2 separate regions of the Mus musculus genome follow, and region 2 is linked to region 1. A link is a loop called in an ENCODE intact Hi-C map of the cell type or tissue named here. Cell type or tissue: left cerebral cortex. All regions are shown on one strand. Links, peaks and the distances in the headings refer to the core of each region. The heading gives the core; the rest is flanking DNA.

Evidence for each region. A loop is a pair of places that touch in the nucleus more often than their neighbours do. Peaks named below come from ENCODE experiments on the same cell type or tissue, not always from the same donor. Only the 100,000 strongest peaks of a DNase experiment are listed, where the experiment ranks them.
Region 2: it touches region 1 in a loop (2.6-fold over the local background); 4 of 42 quality-filtered maps call a loop at or near these places.

Annotation. Positions count from the first base shown.
Region 1 is chr6:114,446,433-114,451,807 of GRCm38, reverse strand. All of the region lies in intron 1 of Hrh1 (histamine receptor H1), which reads right to left. Among named protein-coding and RNA genes, the nearest start is that of Hrh1, 51 kb to the right of the region's middle. In left cerebral cortex, for the core only: a CTCF peak has its summit at 2,491; DNase peaks (open chromatin) are centred at 437 and 2,780; H3K27ac peaks cover 4,541 bases.
Region 2 is chr6:114,364,184-114,369,558 of GRCm38, reverse strand. All of the region lies in intron 2 of Gm38875 (a long non-coding RNA gene), which reads left to right. Among named protein-coding and RNA genes, the nearest start is that of Gm38875, 31 kb to the left of the region's middle. In left cerebral cortex, for the core only: no CTCF peak of the experiment used is centred there; DNase peaks (open chromatin) are centred at 928, 1,207, 1,658 and 2,601; H3K27ac peaks cover 1,784 bases.

The DNA.
Region 1 (5,375 bases), core at 182-5,181:
AGATACCCTGCTCACTGAGTTCTCACTTGGGGACGTCCATTCTTGTCACTATTACTGCTCTCAGTTTTCACAGCTCTCTACAGTGAGTTATTAACTTCATCGCATGCCAACTGTGTGGAGTTAGAAAATTCTGCTCTGCTATATTCCCTGGCCAGAGGGGCCAGCTCACTGCTGCAGGGGAGGGTGCAAGAACACCATCTCCCTGTCCTGCCTCCTAATGACAAAGCAGCCATCTCTAACTCATCTCTAACCCATCTCTAACCTACCGTCAGATTCCTTCCTTGAGAATCTGGATTGTGGGCCCAGAAACCTACTGTGAGTGACTTGACAAACCGACTGGAGCTGAAACACAACCGAAACCTACCAGGAACTGCATCTTCCACTTCTCTTCAGTTACAGAATTTTTCCCTCTGAGTAGAAAATGAGACAGAGACACGGAGGCAGAGTGATAAGCCTGTGCTGCCCACTGAACGCACTGACTTGGACACAGTAAGGCACTCTGTTCTGGTTGTGGGCATAGATGAGTGAAGGGGTGGGTGGTAAATGCAGAGGGAGCCTTCATTCTTCATCCCTCATGAAGGACTGGCCCCCCAAGTTTATTAAACAGTGCCATACCTGGTGCTGGGAAATATTGCCACCACCGACTGGTTTCTTCTGGATGTGATACTTTCAGGTGACCCTGGTATTAGAATAACAAGCTTGTAATCTTTTCTACCACCCTCCAGTGGGGCTGTGACAGTGAGCAGAGCTATGCTCAGGCACCTGCCTTCTGGCTGCATAGCCCTCTCCTCTGAGCAGGCTCAGAATCACTCTGCCCCCTTTAAGTTCTGTTGATCATGCTTCCCAGAATGCACCAGGGGCATCTCCTCTCCCACAAAGGAAAAGCATGCCTCCCTTCATGTTTGTTCTGCTCTCCCTGCTCCTCATGCTGAATACTTCCTTCTGGAAGTATTTCAGCCCAGCCCCACAGGACTCCCCCTTCGAAGTCTTCTGGTTCACACAGTGCCACCCCCTATGCCACCATCCCATATGCTCAGGGGCCCAGCTCATCACACCTGCCCAGAGAAGTCTTTGCATTTGAGCCACATGGGCAGACCTCTGCCATCTCTGAACATGACAGTCCTTTGGGAGCCTCTTTCATCTTCTTTAGCATTGCTGGTCTTGGTAACAGTCTAATGGCATTTACTGGGACTGAACATACTGAGTGTCATATAGACCAATGACTAGGATGTGTGTGCAGCTATGGTTTGAATGTCTGTGTTCCTCCAGGCAGCTTGGCTGAAACTTAAACTCCCAAGGCAATAGCAATCAGAAGTGGATCTATACTAGGGTGTGGCTCAGAGGCAGAGCACATACCTGGTGGCTTTGAGGCCCTGGGTTGGAGTCTCAATGCCAATATCAATAAATGCTGATAATGGTAAGAAGATATGGCACCTTTGGGAGGCAGAGGCCATGCCAGCTACTTCCCAGACAGGATCAATCTTTACAATCAAGGCTCCAGAAAGTCTTGACTCTTTCATCTCTTGTGCCACATGAGGGAGGGCATTCAGTGTCATCTGAGGAAGGGGCCCTCGCCAGATAAGAACTTGTCAAACCTTAATCCTGGGCTTACTAGCTCCACACTGTGAGAAATAAATTTCTGTTTGTTATAAATTACCCACTCTGTGGCAATTTGTGACAGCTATACAAAAAGACTAGAGGTAGATAAACTTATCTTGTCTAGCGTGCAAACCTCTCTAACCATGCAAACCTCTAACCATGCAGATCTCGCTAACCTAGCAGACCTTTCTCACCATGCAAGGTCATTTTATGAATGTACAGACTAAGGATCAGAGATGCTAATCACACAGAGCTAGTCACACAGCTAGTAAAAAAAAACCAAGCTAGCCAGCCAGCCAGCCAGCCAGCCAGCCAGCCAGCCAGTCAAGTAACCCTTATTATGGTCCTACAGTATATTAAACATGTGGGAACATAAGAGAAGTCCTACTTATAAATGCTTTTATTCTAGTGGGGAGACATGGGCCACAAAGAAAAACCCCAGTAAATAAATAATGTGCTAGGTAGTGAAAATGCTAAGGGATACTGATGGACTGAAGTGGCTGAGGTGAGATGGTGGCATCCAAGCAGGGACACAAAAAATGAGGGAATCTATGATACTAATACCTTTGGAAAAGAACATTCCAGAAAGAAGACACGGTCAGTGCAAAGGCCCTGGGGTGGACATGCCCTGGCATGTAAGATGAACAGCAAAGAATTAGGTGTGGCCAGAGCTGACAGTGAGTGGAGTGGAGACAAGGTAAGAACTTTGGTTTTGATCCGGTCAAGGGAAGGAGCCCTGGAGGATGATTTCCAGTGCCCACACTCTTGGTGGCTATGTTCTGTGACTGACTGACTGACTGACTGACTGACTGACTGACTGACTGGTTGTATTTGAGAACATCATAAGGAATATGGGGCCTATTCCCATTAAAACCAGCAGGCTGTCATCTATTCAGGCAGTCTGAAAACAACACCACAGAGGCTGGGTCGGAGGAAGCAAGAACAGGAAGCCACTACAGTGAAAAGACCCTCCACTCAGCCACAGGGCCATGGCCCTCCCCACGGGGCTAGGTGGAGTCCTACGGTGGCCTTCAGAGAATCATCCTCTCGGGGCCTTCCCTGAGCCATGTGCTGTGAAATCTGCTCTCTGCTAACCAGAGGCGGCAAGAAAAGGCAACATTTGCGGTGACTCACCAGCTAGGGATGAGAACTGCGTCCAAGCTGGGAAAGAATCCATTTGAAGTGACACATTTGCCTCAGAACAGATAGAACGCCTTTTCTTTTTCCTCCCCATTTGAAGGAAGGCAGAGCCCTGCAGACAACCACCTCACAGCGGGGAGAAACTGGCATCTGAGATTCCTGCTGCAAATCTCTCTGAGGCAAAAAAATATATAACTGTGGGTCTGTGGCTGGCACCAGGCTCACAGTGATGTGCCATTTGATGGCCGGATGCAAGCATACCCTGCCATTCCTCCCCAGGATGGATTCCACTGCACATGTTCTGATTGGCTGTCCACTTGACCCAGCCCTTCTCAAAGCCTGTAGTGTGTGAGAACCTGCTGATGTGGGCATCAGAGTCGGGAGGCCAGTGAGAGCTCAGAGTGAGGGAGGGCACCAGTCTTCCTCAGTTTTTCTCCAACTCATTTTTTGAGAGAGGGTCTCTGGAAGAACCTGGAGGTTGCTAAGCTGGAGGCTAAACTGGCTGGCCAGTAAGCCTGGCATCCCCGTCGTCCCCCTTCCTCCCCAACGCTGGGCTTACACTCAATGTTTATGTAGGTACTGGGGATTGAACTCAGGTCCTCATGCTTGTTCGGCAAACACGTTATGATCAGGCCAGCTCCACATCCTGCTACTTTTCCCATTTCTTCCAGGGTTGAGGATGGAACTCAGGGGTCACACACGCTAGACAACTGCTTACCGTCCAGCTAACTCTGCGTAGCTGTGTTTGTTACAGATGTGTTCCTCAGGTTGTCCGGGCCCCAGGAGTGAGAGGTGAGGGGTATTTGGTATTCCACGGGATTCTGGTTTACATTCTAGCTTCTGATGGGCTGCTCAGACACATCACACTGAACAGGCGCTCAGCTAATGTTGACTGACTGAGAGGCTAAGTCGTGGGCTTTTCGAGGGCAAAGCCACATCTGTCTCCATGGTACCCTGTTCACTAGATCCAGGCCTTCGCCTCTAAATAGATGGGCTGAGGATAATGGCAGGTGCTTTAACGTATTGCTTACTATGTACAAGCAACAGTCTCTCATTTTGTCCTGAAGGCAGCATGACAAGGTAGAGATTAGCCCCATTTAAGAGACAAGGAGAAGGGGGCTGGCGAAATGGCTCAACGCTAAGAACGATGGCTGTTTTTCTGTAGAGGACCTGAGTTCGGTTCCCAGCACCCACATGGCAGCTCACAACCATCTGTAACTCTAATACCAGGGGGTCCACTACTCTATTCTGGCCTCTGTGGCCACCAGGCGCACATGGTACATACAAGCAGGTAAAACGCATACACTTTAAGTCTTTAGGAAGAAAGTGGGGACAAGAGAGATGGCTCAGCAGTCAAGAGCACTTGCTGTTCTTCCAGAGCACCTGAGTGTGGTTCCCACGGCCCATTTCAGGATGTGCACAACCATCTGTAACTCCAACTCCAGGGAATCTGAAGTCTCTGGCCTCCATAGGCACCCGCTTTTACACGCATATGTCTTCATGCAGACATACACCTACACCTTCGCAGAACTAGAAGTAATAAAAAATAAATCTGAAAGGGAGAGAGAATGGAAGACAGAGAGAAACAGGGGAAAGGAGCATGGATAAAGACACCCAGAAAGAGGTAGAGCTAAGCTGCTTCCTACTAACGTTTGGTGGGACCATCTTGTATCAGCATTGGAGTGGGATTCAGGAGATCAAGCCCAGGTCCCAACTCCCAGAAATCCAAGTCTTCCTGGACAGCAGGACTGAACAAGGAGCAAGAGTTTGTCCCTAAGTTCCCTTCCCCTCCAGCTGAGCCCACTGCCTCTCCTGTAAAATGGAGCTAATAAGGCTCACATATGGTGAGAGGGGCCTGTAAGGCTGGGTGGGCCACACTGAAGAGTGTTTCCTTACTACAGAACCTGACACACTACATGTTCAATAAATAACAGGGCTCACTGGCTACCCCTAGAGAGCCAAGAGAGCCCTCCCTCAAAGCAGTGATCCATCCCACCAGCTCCTGGACCTGTCCTGTGGACTGGGTGCTATGACTCCTTAAACACACACGTTGTAGCCTGACCCTCTGTGTGGACAGGATTAGGAGGAAAGATCTTTAGGGAGTCATCAGGCTTAGAGAAGGTCATTAGGTGGTCCCATCCCAAGATTAGGGTCCTTGTAAGAAGAGGACGAACTCACCAGTTTTCTCCCTGGCTGTGTGGGGATGCAGCAGGAGGGAGAACTTTGAGAGGCTTCCACATTGGCTCTGAGCATGAACCTTCAGCCTCCAATACAGTGACAAATGCCTGCTAAGCCACCTTTGGGATGGCACTTTGTCAGCGGCCTGACAGACCAAGGTGGTCTGAGAGCTGTGGGGCAGCGTCCAGATGCTAGGGAATGCACACACACTCAGTTCCAACCTACAGAGCAGTTTCATTGTCAAGCACACAAAGAAAAGAGTGAAAACTCCCCAGGCAAATCAATTGCTCTCAAGTCCCTCTGATAACAAGTATTTAGGAACTGGGTGTTTTACATTTTAGCATTTGGGTGAGCAGCACAAGGTAGGGAGCACTGGGGAACAAGGCAGGGAGTACTGAGGTGGGGATGAGCAAGGAGCACTGAACAGGACAAGGCAGGGAGCACTAGGGGGACAAGGC
Region 2 (5,375 bases), core at 80-5,079, 82 kb after region 1:
GCAGATGGAAAATCTGAACTAATGCATTAAAGAGAGAGTGGAGGTAATGAATGGGTCCAGGCAGGTCATAAAGCAGGTCAATGTATAGAAGCCAATGCTACTTATGTACACTAGCAATGAGAACCCCACCAATGAAATGATAGCATGATTTCACTTGTAGTGAAAGGCTCAGAATACCTCGAATGAACAGAGACAAACCACATGAACGCTGTGGGCTTGGCTCAGCAGGTTGGATAAAACGAGGATATGACCACTGCAAGGTGTGATAGAGGAGAGGTTTCATTGTCAATATGAGAGAGACATTAACTAGAGGCATCTGGAAGGGTCCAGAGCAGAGAAAGAGAGAGTAGCAGATTGAACATGGCCAGCAGAACAGATTAGGCCATGAGAGGGGAGGTCCAGGGAGCAAGGGAAGAAGGGAAGAGTGAGCAGAAGAGAGGGGAGAGAGTACACGGGAAAAATGGATGGGTTATGTGCGAATCAGTAGCTGGGGAGAGAAGCAAAGCCCTGGGCTGGAGAGGTTTAGGGTGGGAGGCAGGATAGGAAGAGCAGAGCAGAAGAGACACAGATATTGAGTAACCCTGGGCCAGTGTGCACCACCTGAGCCATTTGTCCTGAGTTTCTTTGGGACCTGACATAAGCAAAGGTGTTCCTCACCAAATGTGGCAACCTGAGTTCTATCCCTGGAACCCACATGGTATCAGGTGAGGACCAACTTCCTCAAGTTGTCCTCTGACCTACACACACACACACACACACACACACACACACACACACACCATACCATGGTCTGTGTCCCCTATGCCCAATAAATAAAGGGAACACTAAGCTGTTTTGAGAAGATTTTCACATTAGAAACTATGAAGGGAAGCCTCCTTGAAAGCAATCAAAAATGCTCCACACAGGGAAAGATGCCTGCACTGGAAGACTTGGTTTTGTTAAGACGTCTGTGCTGCCAAAAATCTACTACTCATCAATACCCCTCTTACCAGACTTAGAGTTGTCTCCCTTTTTTTTTTTTGAAAGAATTGACAAACTGATTCTAAAATTCATATGGAAATGCAAGAGACCCGGAATAGAAAAAAAAAAAAAAAAAAAAAAAAGAAGTGAGTCACAATTCTCACATTCAAAAGTTTCTGTGCCAAAGACAGGAGAGATGCACAGGCACAGCACGTAAACCAGGGAAAGAGAAGGGAGACGCCCTCCATTGTGACCAACTGACGGTGCCAAGACATTCAACCAGAAAGAGTCTTTTCACCCAATGGAGCTGGGAAGACTGGCTTCATAAGCCATCCAATCATTGTCCCTCAAACGGGTCAAAGTGGATCATGGACTGTTTACAAATTAGACCACGAACTATTTGCCTCTTAGATATGATACCAAAAACATAATCAACAAGAGAAAAATTAATACATTGGACTTTTATCAAAATTAAAAGCTTTAGTGTAATTTTAATTAGGGCTAGCAGGCTATGGGTGCTGGGTGCAAGAATGATGCTATCTCAAGAGAATATGGCTGATCAAACTTTTTTTATTTATGTGATTTCCTGTTATGAACATATCCCATCTATGGTGAGAAAGACACACATGGACAGTGTGAAATCCAGGGGAAATTTAAGCTGAAATGCTACCACATGGAATGCATCGTGACTGCCGTCTCCATGGCCACAGAACTCCTGGAGAGGATGCATCCTCTTATAGTCGGCAGCTGCTGGCTGGAGGTGTTGGCTCAGCAACAGACTCCTGCTATGGCGCTTCGCTGTCACGTCAGAAGTGCACAGGAGTTAATTTCCACTCAGTCCTGGTTTTAAAGTGTGTGTGTGTGTGTGTGTGTGTGTGTGTGTGTGTGTGTGTGTGTTCCAGTGCCCAAGGAGGTCAGAAGAGGCCATCAGTGAAGCTGGTCTTAAAGGAGCTTGTGGGCTGCCTGACGTGGGTGCTGGAGACAGAACTCAGTCTTCTAGAAGGGCAGTGAACTCTTAGCCTCGGCATCATCTCTCTAACTCCCAATCATTCACTTTTAAGAGAAAGATGGTTTTTAGAATATTACAATATTTTCAAGTGGAAAAGTGGTTAGCAAAAAATAAAAAAATTAGAGACTGGCTGAATGCATGGTGATGCTACATGACTGGCTGAGATCTGGGGGAGTTCCAGGCCAGCCAGAGTAACATAGGAAGAAACTGCTAAAAGAGAAAAGAAGGAAGGAAGGAAGGAAGGAAGGAAGGAAGGAAGGAAGGAAGGAAGGAAGGAAGGAAGGAAGGAAGGAAGGAAGGGAAAGTGAAGAGAAGAAATGAGCTCATGTCAACCTTATAACAAAGAGAGCAACAACACAGGTGTCCATCAACCAAGAATGGATGGGCACACTGTGGTAGATAGAGCTGTACAATGAGGTAGCACTCCAATAAAAGCCAGACTGTGTAGACCCAGTGTGTGTGAATCTATTTGCATGCAGAAGGACAAGTACATCTAATTCATGGTGATAGACATCAGAACAGTGACAGCCTAAGGGACTTATCTGGAAAGGCACAGAGACGCATCACAGGGTGACAGAAACATCCCATGTTCCCAGAACGGTGTTGATAACCTCTGTCAAAGATCAACATTTGCACACCCAGGACCCCTGCAGGTCACTTGTAAGATTTGCTTTCATTTATGAGAGACGGATGAGAGACTAGAGGGTGCATGTGTGCAGAGAAGAGCCATGCATTCAGGGCTAGAGAGTCTATGGCCTGGGGGCTAGAGAGAAGGCTTGCTGGTTAAAAGCACTGGCTGCTCTTGCAGAGAATCCCCCAATTCAGATCCCAGCACCATATGGTGGCTCACAACTCCTGTAACTCCGGTTGCAGAGGATCTGATATCTTCTTCTAACTTCCAAAAGTACCAAACATGCACATGTATATCTGGGCACATAGATTATGCAGGTAGAACACTCATATACCTAAAACAAAGCAATCTATTCATTTCAGGGGGCCAGATGATGAGCAGGTGGGGTGGGCATAGGACTCTGGCTCTGCCTTTGTTTGTGTTTATTGCCCCCCGTGTGCCTCCTAGGCAGACCAAGTAAGGCTTCTGGGAAATCTCATTTAAAGTGTCAGCCATGTCTGCCTGTGGCCACTCCAGGATTTCCGACCATGACATAAAGTCCTAGCAAGGACAATGACTCACCGTGGGGGGGTAGAGCCAAGGGGAGCTGAGGCTACAGCCAGGCCAGTGGAGGCAGGATGAAAGGACACAAAGATCTGAATTTTGGGAACAGACCAAACCAAAGACATTCAATGTAAGCTCAGTTAACTCTTCTGTAAAATGACGTGGGGGTTGTTTGGGGACATCAGGTCATGCCCCTTATGGAAGGCGAGGTGAACTGGCAGGCTAGGGAGGGTCTGAGCAAAACAGGGAGTCATCTGGGTGTAAATCTGGCCTTGGTGTGATCTCTTAGGGGCTGTAGAATTGCTTATGCAACACGGAGGTGCTCCTGCTTCAGCTGAGATGGGCCAGAGTTCCATACTCCCATCTCAGCCATTAGCCCTAGAGTCTGGGGGTTTCTGTTCTGAACAACTCTCCAGAAATAAGGAGTCTGGGCAGTTGTGAATTCTTAGCAGCCAATGAACAGGTAGTTGAAGTGTGGGTGCCTAACTTACTCTGAGTGGAAAAGACCCCCTACCAGAGCTTTTGTGACATGGAGCAGGTCATGAGGAAGTGTTACCTGTGTTTTGGCTGCATAAGGAAAAGCACCCCATCCCAAAGGAAAGTACACCCAACTATTGTAGAGTGGAATCACCGGCCATAAGCTATGGCTGAAGTTCTCAACAGCCAGAAGCTGGCAAGGGCCGTGCCCTGGTGCCTGCATGAGAAAGCTGGGCTTGCCTGGAGAGGGGAGGGAGTAGTGAAAAGGGCCCTTTAGGCTCTTAGACCCTGGAAACCTGCTGCCTGCTCCTGCCAATTTCCCATAACATCTGCTTCCAGATGTTTCCACACACTGACCCTGAGTCAGCTTTGTGTCTCATGGGTCCACCAGTCTCATATTCCCACTCTGTCCTTCTCTGTTTTTTTGTCATGTACACTTAGAAGTATGAATGCTGACCCTGGATATGCCAGGATCTGCTCAACCCAGAGCTCCTCTGAGAGCGCTTTCTAGAAACATCGAGCTGGTCCTGTGCCTGGATCGTTCCCATCCTCATGGAAGGAAAGACAGTAGACTTCTGGGCTGGTTAGTTTTTTTGTCAACTTGACACAAGCGAAGGTCATCTAAGAAACTGCCTCCAACGGATGGTCAAATGGCAAAGCTGGCAGGCACTTTCCTTTTCTTTTCTTTTTTTTTCTTGTTTTTAATAAAGGCTTACTTTTATTTATTTGTATAAGTGTTTAGCTGCATTTTTGTATGTATACCATGTATGTGTAGTGTCTGTGGAGGCCAGAAGATCCCTTGGACAGCTGTGAGCTGCTGTGTGAGCTGCTGGGACCCAAATCCAGGCTCTCTGCAAGAGCAGCCGGTGCTATTAATAGTTACACTATCTCCCCCATTTCTTGATTATTGACTGATGTGGGTGAGCCCAGCCCATATTGTGCCATGATGCCCCTGGGCAGGTGGTCTTGGGTTATATATGAAAGAAGGCTGAGCAAGCCAATAAACAGCATTCTTCCTCATTCTCATCTGTTTCGGTTCCTGCCTTGGCTTCCCTTCATGACAGACCACAAAAGATTAAATAAACTCCTTTTCTCATGTTCCTTTTGGTCATGGTGCTTACCACGCGATAGAAATCTAACTAGAATCAGATGGACCTCGCTTTGACTCCAGCTCTGTCATCTGCTAGCTGTGGGATCCTGCTCAAGTTGTTATCCATCTCTGGCTGCTAGCTTCCTCTTCCTTAAAACACGCTTACCCTAACACCTCTGTTCAGAATGGGTAAGGGGAGAAGTAAGAGCTTTATCACATTTTGTGTCTTGCAGTATGTGGTAGACATTTCCTATAAGCAGACCCCTTCCTGTCTCCTGAAAGAGACCTGACGCCCCTAAGGGGCAGCTTGCATGGATTCACCATGGTACCAGGCCACTCATCCTGTCTGCCTGGACTTGGGGGTTTTCTTCAGTTCTGGGTGCCTTGTCCTGCAGGCTTCTGTTTCCTGTCCGAGTCACTACCCTTCAAAGGCTCAATTGTCTGTTGTCTTCAGAAACCTCGCTCTCATGGGCACCTGATCACACTTTCCGAGCAGAAGAACGGTTTCACTAAGTTTTTGCCAGGAACTGGTCTTTTGTTCATAGCCCAGAGAAGTTGACAAGTGTGGTCGGGCGTCACCAGTGTGGTCTTCAAAAGGACTAGTTCTGGAAAGAAGGTGGGACTCAGTCTGAAAGTGATGGACAAATGATGCCAGATGACTCCCA